2 separate regions of the Homo sapiens genome follow, and region 2 is linked to region 1. A link is an interaction called in ENCODE POLR2A ChIA-PET data of the cell type or tissue named here. Cell type or tissue: GM12878. All regions are shown on one strand. Each heading gives the region's core, and the rest is flanking DNA. Links, peaks and the distances in the headings are about the cores only.

The links. Peaks named below come from ENCODE experiments on the same cell type or tissue, not always from the same donor. Only the 100,000 strongest peaks of a DNase experiment are listed, where the experiment ranks them.
Region 2: POLR2A ChIA-PET joins it to region 1 with 13 read pairs; 14 of 35 experiments call an interaction of 5 or more read pairs at or near these places.

What each region holds. Positions count from the first base shown.
Region 1 is chr16:27,448,718-27,453,105 of GRCh38, forward strand. IL21R (interleukin 21 receptor) reads left to right here. Exons shown (of 9, transcript NM_181078.3): 9 at 1-3,325. The coding sequence ends at 566. It overlaps IL21R-AS1 (IL21R antisense RNA 1), which reads right to left. Exons shown (of 3, transcript NR_037158.1): 1 at 4,380-4,388; 2 at 4,026-4,205; 3 at 1-1,089. Among named protein-coding and RNA genes, the nearest start is that of IL21R-AS1, 2.5 kb to the right of the region's middle. RefSeq lists enhancers at 289-528, 791-1,668, 1,329-1,488, 1,509-1,558, 1,899-2,048 and 1 more. In GM12878, for the core only: no CTCF peak of the experiment used is centred there; DNase peaks (open chromatin) are centred at 1,393, 2,322 and 4,084; H3K27ac peaks cover 2,189 bases.
Region 2 is chr16:27,397,349-27,401,736 of GRCh38, forward strand. No RefSeq gene overlaps it. Among named protein-coding and RNA genes, the nearest start is that of IL21R, 2.6 kb to the right of the region's middle. In GM12878, for the core only: no CTCF peak of the experiment used is centred there; a DNase peak (open chromatin) is centred at 1,783; H3K4me3 peaks cover 1,913 bases; H3K27ac peaks cover 3,547 bases.

The DNA.
Region 1 (4,388 bases), core at 253-4,252:
TCTGGCCGACAGCCCAGAACTCGGGGGGCTCAGCTTACAGTGAGGAGAGGGATCGGCCATACGGCCTGGTGTCCATTGACACAGTGACTGTGCTAGATGCAGAGGGGCCATGCACCTGGCCCTGCAGCTGTGAGGATGACGGCTACCCAGCCCTGGACCTGGATGCTGGCCTGGAGCCCAGCCCAGGCCTAGAGGACCCACTCTTGGATGCAGGGACCACAGTCCTGTCCTGTGGCTGTGTCTCAGCTGGCAGCCCTGGGCTAGGAGGGCCCCTGGGAAGCCTCCTGGACAGACTAAAGCCACCCCTTGCAGATGGGGAGGACTGGGCTGGGGGACTGCCCTGGGGTGGCCGGTCACCTGGAGGGGTCTCAGAGAGTGAGGCGGGCTCACCCCTGGCCGGCCTGGATATGGACACGTTTGACAGTGGCTTTGTGGGCTCTGACTGCAGCAGCCCTGTGGAGTGTGACTTCACCAGCCCCGGGGACGAAGGACCCCCCCGGAGCTACCTCCGCCAGTGGGTGGTCATTCCTCCGCCACTTTCGAGCCCTGGACCCCAGGCCAGCTAATGAGGCTGACTGGATGTCCAGAGCTGGCCAGGCCACTGGGCCCTGAGCCAGAGACAAGGTCACCTGGGCTGTGATGTGAAGACACCTGCAGCCTTTGGTCTCCTGGATGGGCCTTTGAGCCTGATGTTTACAGTGTCTGTGTGTGTGTGTGCATATGTGTGTGTGTGCATATGCATGTGTGTGTGTGTGTGTGTCTTAGGTGCGCAGTGGCATGTCCACGTGTGTGTGTGATTGCACGTGCCTGTGGGCCTGGGATAATGCCCATGGTACTCCATGCATTCACCTGCCCTGTGCATGTCTGGACTCACGGAGCTCACCCATGTGCACAAGTGTGCACAGTAAACGTGTTTGTGGTCAACAGATGACAACAGCCGTCCTCCCTCCTAGGGTCTTGTGTTGCAAGTTGGTCCACAGCATCTCCGGGGCTTTGTGGGATCAGGGCATTGCCTGTGACTGAGGCGGAGCCCAGCCCTCCAGCGTCTGCCTCCAGGAGCTGCAAGAAGTCCATATTGTTCCTTATCACCTGCCAACAGGAAGCGAAAGGGGATGGAGTGAGCCCATGGTGACCTCGGGAATGGCAATTTTTTGGGCGGCCCCTGGACGAAGGTCTGAATCCCGACTCTGATACCTTCTGGCTGTGCTACCTGAGCCAAGTCGCCTCCCCTCTCTGGGCTAGAGTTTCCTTATCCAGACAGTGGGGAAGGCATGACACACCTGGGGGAAATTGGCGATGTCACCCGTGTACGGTACGCAGCCCAGAGCAGACCCTCAATAAACGTCAGCTTCCTTCCTTCTGCGGCCAGAGCCGAGGCGGGCGGGGGTGAGAACATCAATCGTCAGCGACAGCCTGGGCACCCGCGGGGCCGTCCCGCCTGCAGAGGGCCACTCGGGGGGGTTTCCAGGCTTAAAATCAGTCCGTTTCGTCTCTTGGAAACAGCTCCCCACCAACCAAGATTTCTTTTTCTAACTTCTGCTACTAAGTTTTTAAAAATTCCCTTTATGCACCCAAGAGATATTTATTAAACACCAATTACGTAGCAGGCCATGGCTCATGGGACCCACCCCCCGTGGCACTCATGGAGGGGGCTGCAGGTTGGAACTATGCAGTGTGCTCCGGCCACACATCCTGCTGGGCCCCCTACCCTGCCCCAATTCAATCCTGCCAATAAATCCTGTCTTATTTGTTCATCCTGGAGAATTGAAGGGAGGTCAAGTTGTTTGTCAATGATTTGTCAGAGAACCTGTTGAAATGTGAATTAAGAAGCTAAGAAAATATTTCTTAGCAACATTTTCTTTTTCTTTTTTTTTTTTTTCTTTTGAGACAGAGTCTCACTCTCGTCGCCCAGGCTGGAATGCAGTGGTGCGATCTCGGCTCTCTGCAACCTCTGTCTCCCGGGTTCAAGCGATTTCCTGCGTCAGCCCCAGAGTAGCTGGAATTACAGGCACACACCACCACGCCTGGCTAATTTTTGTATTTTTAGTAGAGCTGGGGCCACCCTGGCCCGGCCCCGTCTTCCTCCCCAAAGGTCAGACTGCAGGCTGCAGGGCTGTGCTGGAGGAGCCAGCTCTAGCTCACCCATGCTTTTGCAACAGGGTCGGGTTGGAAGTCAGCACAGGTCAGTCCTGCGGAAGGTTCCTTCGTGACTCATCTGTGAAGTGGGGTGGTTGGGAGAGGTAGCTGAGAGAATGCATGAGAGTCCTCGGTGCCTGGCAGGAGGCTGGAAGGTTCTAGAACACTGATGGTTATAAGAGTGGGACTGTGAGCCTGGGATCGGGGGGTGTGAGACTTGGATGGGAGCACAAGAGTGGAAACACAGCTTCTGCACGGAGCAGGCGCAGCCCTCAACACCCCGTGCACCTGCACCCTAGGGACTCTTGGGTCCAGATGTGCTGTGGTTTTCACACCTTCTTGGGGGCAACAGGTTCCAGGAGCCACCTGTGGGTGCCACCTGAGCCACAGGCTCCCAGGAAAGCAGCACAGCTCTCCTGCACCCAGAGCTTGCTGGGTGGCGGAGGGGAACACAGATGGTTGGGGAAGGCCTGAGGCCAGATTGGGGGACTCTGGACTGGGGCAGATGAGGCTCCTCAGAATCCCACCTTTGAAGGGAACTCAGCTTATAAACACAGAGGAGCAAAGTTGGAGGGCCGGGCGTAGTGGCTCACACCTGTGATCTCAGCACTTTGGGAGGCCAAGGAAGGTGGATCACTTGAGGCCAGGAGTTCGAGACCAGCCTGGGCAACATAGCAAGGCCCCATCTCTACAAAAATTATTATTTTTTAAAAAAATTAGCCAGGTGTGGTGGTGCTTGCCTATAGTCCCAGCTACTCGGGAGGCTAAGGTGGGAGGATCGCTGGAGCCCAGGAATTTGAGGCTGCAGTGAGCTGTGATTACACCGTTGCACTCCAGCCTGGGTCACAGATCAAGACCCTGTCTCTTAAAAATAAAAGTTGGAGACAAGAGCTGGCTCACCTGAAAGGAGGGATTAGTAGGTAGGAGGGTGGATGGAGGATGGATGGATGTGTGGGTGGATAGGAAGATGGTATTAAGTTGGTGCAAAAGTCTTTGATATTACTCTTAATGGCTTTAATAAAAAGCTTGAAGGAAGAATGATTGGTTGGATAGACAGAGATAAATGCATACTGGAAACAAAGATAAAGATAAAACACAAGTTATACCAGGCCAGCAACTCTATTTTGTTCACTGCCTTTAGTCCCAGCCTGGCACATAGTAGGCACTCAATAAAGCCTGATTTGTAGCATTTGCTTATTTCCATGGTGTAATTTCATGCTCCTGATTTGAGTCTAAACACAGAGTTGGGAAGAGATATGCACAATCTGCCCTCCTGGCTGGTATGAGTGAGTCCCAGCTCACCGATGGTAGCCCAGAGAGAACATCAAGAGGAGTAGGGGGCTTCAGGGAGGAGGTGGTGTTGGTTGGACTTCGAAAAATGAATAGGAGGCTGGGAGTGGTGGCTCATGACTGTAATCCTAGCACTTTGGGAGGCCGAGGCGGGCAGATCATTAGAGGTCAGGAGTTTGAGACCAGCCTGGGCAACGTGGTGAAACCCAGTCTCTACTAAAAATACAAAAATTAGCTGGGTGCGGTGGCGGGTGCCTGTAACCCCAGCTACTCAGGAGGCTGAGGCAGGAGAATCTGAGAGATGGAGGTTGCAGCGAGCAGAGATCACACCACTGCACTCCAGCCTGGGTGACAGAGCGAGACTACGTCTCATAAAAAAAAAAAAAAAGGAAAAATGAATAGGCGTTGTTACATGTACCAGCTATTTGGGGCAGAGGGAAGAGCTTGGACAAAGGCCTGGAGGTACGACCAAGGGTCAGGAGCAAGTGGGACAGGCGCTCCTCGCCCTCCAAAGACCAGGCCAGAATTGCTGACAAGACTCACTGAAGAGGAAGGGGGACCGATAGCAACGTCACTTTCCCAGCTGCCGCATTCCTCACCTTGCCGTCTGCAAGCTCTGAGGGGCAGAGTCATCCGTCTGACAGATGAAATGAAGGCACAGCTCAGGCTGGTGACCTGCCTGAGGTCACACACTGAATGAGTGGTCGGAGCTGGAACCAGAACTCTGGGCTTCTGATGCCACTTTCAGCTCTTTTTCACCTTGCTCTGCTGGAACGTACCTAGATCAAGAGGTGAGGAAGGTTTAGCAGACGCCGTGGGTGCCTGCTGCATCTGCCTGTGCAGCAGTTTGGAGACGTGGCTGACCCCAGCTCTGGGAGTGGCTATGTGAACCAGGCCTGCCCAGTAGGACATTTCTTCCCCCTGGCAACAGTACAGTTTAGGGACAGACATACCCTAGCTGG
Region 2 (4,388 bases), core at 133-4,132, 51 kb before region 1:
GAATCGCTTGAACCCAGGAGGTAGAGGTTTCAGTGAGCCAAGATCACACCACTGCACTCCAGTGTGGGAGACAGATCAAGACTCTGTCTAAAAAAAAAATAAAATAAATAAAATTTGGCAAGGGACTTCAATAGACATTACTCCAAACAAGATATGCAAATGACTACCAAGCACATGAAAAGATGCTTACCATCATTAGCCATTAGGGAAATGCAAATCAAAACCACAATGAGATACCACTTCACATCCGCTAGGATGGCTATAATAAAAACCAACAGAAAATACATATTGTCTGCTGGGTGCGGTGGCTCACGCCTGTAATCCCAGCACTTTGGGAGGCCGAGGCGGGCGCATCACGAGGTCAGGAGATCGAGACCATCCTGGCTAACACGGTGAAACCCCGTCTCTACAAAAGAAAATACAAAAAATTAGCCAGGCGTGGTGGCAGGCACCTGTAGTCCCAGCTACTCGGGAAGCTGAGGCAGGAGAATGGCGTGAACCCGGGAGGCGGAGCTTGCAGTGAGCCGAGATCGCGCCACTGCACTCCAGCCTGGGCGACAGACCGAGACTCCATCTCAAAAAAAAAAAAAAAAAGAAAAAAAAAAAAAAGAAAATACATATTGTCAAGGACGTAGAGAAATGGGAACCTTCAGACATTGCTGGTGGGAATATAATACAGGGCAGCTGCTGTGAAAAACAGTTTGTCAGTTTCTTAATAAGTTAAACTTATTTAAAAGTTAATAAGTTAAACTACCTTTAACTCAACAAGTCTCCTTCTGGGTATATATCCAAAAGATTTGAAAATGCATGTCTACACAAAGACTCGCATGCAAGTGTTCATAGCATGCTTGTTTGTAGTAAAGGAAAAAGTGGACATACTCCAAATGTCCATCATCTCATGAAAGGATAAATGAATGTGGCATATCTATGCAATGTAATATTCTTCAGCAATAAAAATCAATTTTTATTTTTTATTTTTTTGAGATGGAGTTTCGCTCTGTCTCCCAGGCTGGAGGGCAGTGGCACTAGCTCTGCTCACTGCAACCTCCACTTCCCGTGTTCAAGCAATTCTCCTGCCTCAGCCTCCTGAGTAGCTAGGGCTACAGGTGCACGTCACCATACCTAACTAATTTTTGTATTTTTAGTAGAACAGGGTTTCACCATGTTGGCCAGGCTGGTCTCAATCTCCCGGCGTGTGCAACCACACCAGGCTAATTATTGTATTTTTTAGTAGAGGCGGGGTTTTACCATGTTGTCCAAGCTGGTCTCGAACTCCTGATCTCAAGTGATCCGCCCACCTTGGCCTCCCAAAGTGTTGAGATTACAGGCATGAGCCACCGCGCCTGGCCTAAAAATGGATTTTTAGATATGTGGTGCCAACACACGCTACAACGTGGTTGAACCCCAAACACGCGATGCTGAAAGAAACTAAACACAAAAGACAACATATTGATATGAGATGCCTAGGAAAAAAAAAAAGCAAAATCAGTAGAGGCATAAAGTAGACGAGTGGCCCTGGGAATGGGAATGGAGATTGACTATAAGCAGGCACAAGGAACCTTTCAGGAGTGATGGGATTGTTTTAAAATTGGATCGTGGTTATAATTGCACAATTCGATAAATTCACTAAAAATCATTGAACTGTACATTTACAGTGGCTTGATTTTATGTTATGTAAAACATAGCTAAATAAAGCTCTTAAAATAAAAATAAAAAAGAGGAAATGGGTTGAGGGAGGGGGTGTGTCAATTATTTTTTCCCAGGAGGCCCCTTGGCTGAAATGCAAATGTGACCACTTCCTCCCCGCTGACCAGCTATCAGCACTGAGGCATGGTTGGAGGGCCGCTGAGATCCTATGGCACCTTCCTTCCAAGGGTATAGAGGCCATACTTATGAGACATTTACAGACCCAGAGGAACCCCTCAAGGGACCACATGTCTATTTCTGAGGGGACTCATGTTTACCCCAGTGGACATGGGCCTGGCAGCTCCAAATGCATCTACTTTTTAAGCACCAAGGGACTGTGACCCCTGCTGATCCCACCCATTCCCCAACTCCTGGCCTGAACTGAAAATGTAAACTGGATTAAGCCACTCTTAAGATGAAACCCTCCAATGATGACTTCCCATTTCCTTTGGAACAATCTACCTTCCTCACCCAAAACCGTGAGGTCCCATGTGGTGTAGATGTGTGATTTCCGTGCCTTCACCTTCTACTATTCCTCCATTTGCTCACTGTATTACGCCATGCTGTTCTCAAGTTCCTGGAGCCAGCCACATTCTTTCCTACCTCAGTGCCTTTGCACTTGCAGATCCTTCTGCCGATAATGTTCTTCCCATGGCTGGGCACTTCTTAGCACCTAGTGTACCCCCAAATGTCACAACCTTGATCTCTCATTGGTTTTCTATGACATTTAGTACAGTTTACATTGAGTTTGTCTGTTACTTCTTTTTGTCTAACTCTCCCTACTAGAATATAGGCTCCATGGGGGCTGTCACTGTGTGTATATTTCTGTGGGCTAGCCCCAGGATGTAGCCAAGCTGCGTGATTTTGGACAAGTCACTTAACCTCTCTGAGCCTGCTCAATAAATATTAGGGGGAGGAAGCAAGGAATGGCTGGGTGGGTGGGTGCAGAGAAGAATGAATGGGTGGATAGGTAGGTGGGTGGGTAGAAAGCAGGTAGATAAAGAAGGCAGGCAGGAGGGAGGGAGGAGAAATTGAATATCCTTGTTTTCATACACACCCCAGAGCAGTGTAGTGAGTTAAGAGTGCGGGCTCTGGAGCCCAAATGACTGAGTTCAAATCCCAACTCTGGCACTCATCAGCTGTGTGACCTTGGACAAGTCACTTAACCTCTCTGAGCCTCAGTTTCCTCATCTGTAAAACAGGGACGATGATGATGATGATGATAACTATCTTCTAGACTCATTCTTTTTCATTTTGGGGATTTTATTTTTGAAGACAGAGTCTTGCTCTGTTGCCCAGGCTTGAGTGCAGCACTACAGTCATAGCTCACTGCAGCCTTCAGCTCCTTGGCTCAAGTGGTCCTCCCACCTCAGCCTCCAGAGTAGCTGGGACTACAGGCGTGCACCACCATGACTGTCTAATTTTTAAATTTTTTTATAGAGACAGGGTCTTGCTATGTTGCCCAGACTGGTCTTGAACTCCTAGCCTCAATCGATCCTCCCACCTCAGCCTCCCAAAATGATGGAATTATAGGTGTGCACCGCTGCACACAGCCTTCTCGAGTATTTCTGAGGTTTAAATGAGAGGGTGCATCTTTAAAGTCCTTAAAACCCTGGCACACAATGAGCTTTCAGCAAATATTAGCTCTTTTTACTGTCTCTTCTCCTGATCTTTCAACCACTACAAATTTCAGTGCATGTTATCAGAGAATTCACCCCGAAGATCAAGAGAAAGAAAAACAAAAGCTGGTGTCTTCCCAAGGTTCGTTCTCCAGAGAACACGACACACTTCGGTAGCTGGGAAGAGCTCTACAGGGCCAGGATCCCTCAAATCAACCACAGGGGAATTTGTACCAAGTTCCTCAAAAACAGCTAGAAAAAAAAAGAAAGAAAGAATAGCAAGACGCTTTCTCTTTTTTCTCTGGAGTGGTCACGAAAGTCAACAGCAAGTTGATTCCCAAAAATGAGTCAGCAGGGAGAGCTACAAATTGCATCTTGTTATCAAAACAGCATAAAATAGCCTCCCCCAACTGTGGGACATTTCATCCTGGTATGGCCCCGTTTTCACAGCCTGGTATAAGCTTAGGAATCAAACACACCCAGGTTCAAATCCCAGCTCTAATTCTTCTTGGCTTGTGTGACGTTTCACTCCTCTGGGCCTCAGTCTCTCCATCTGTAAAATGGGACTAATCTTGTCTGCCTCACACTTTGTGGGATAAAGTGAGATCATGTAGGCACCAAAGTAATTCGAGGTGGTGGTGATGGCAGTGGTAGTGGTGGTGGTGGTAGCGGTGGTGGTGGTAGCAATTCTCTTGCTCTCCTTTGGAGACTGCACTAGGCATTAAGCTTGTTACATTTTGTCTCCTGGTTTCTTGAATGTCTTCCAGAAACATCTGACCCTCTCATGGGCCTCTGGCATGTTAGCAAGATGAAAACTCTCTTGAGAATTTCTTTTCTCTATTTTCTTCTTGAATTCTCATGTGTTAATGTCTGCCCTCTTCCTCATAGCTAGGTGCCCCCATTTGACAGATGGGCAAAGTGAGGCATTCAGAGAGGTGATGTGACGTGCCCAAGGGGTCCTGCTCCCTGGAGCTCTGCAGCAGGAGACTGGATCCAAAGGAAATGGAGGCAGAGAGGCATGGGGGTCAAGCCAGAGCAGAGGGTCCCAAGCTCAGACCCTATTAGGCAGGTAAGGCTCAGGAA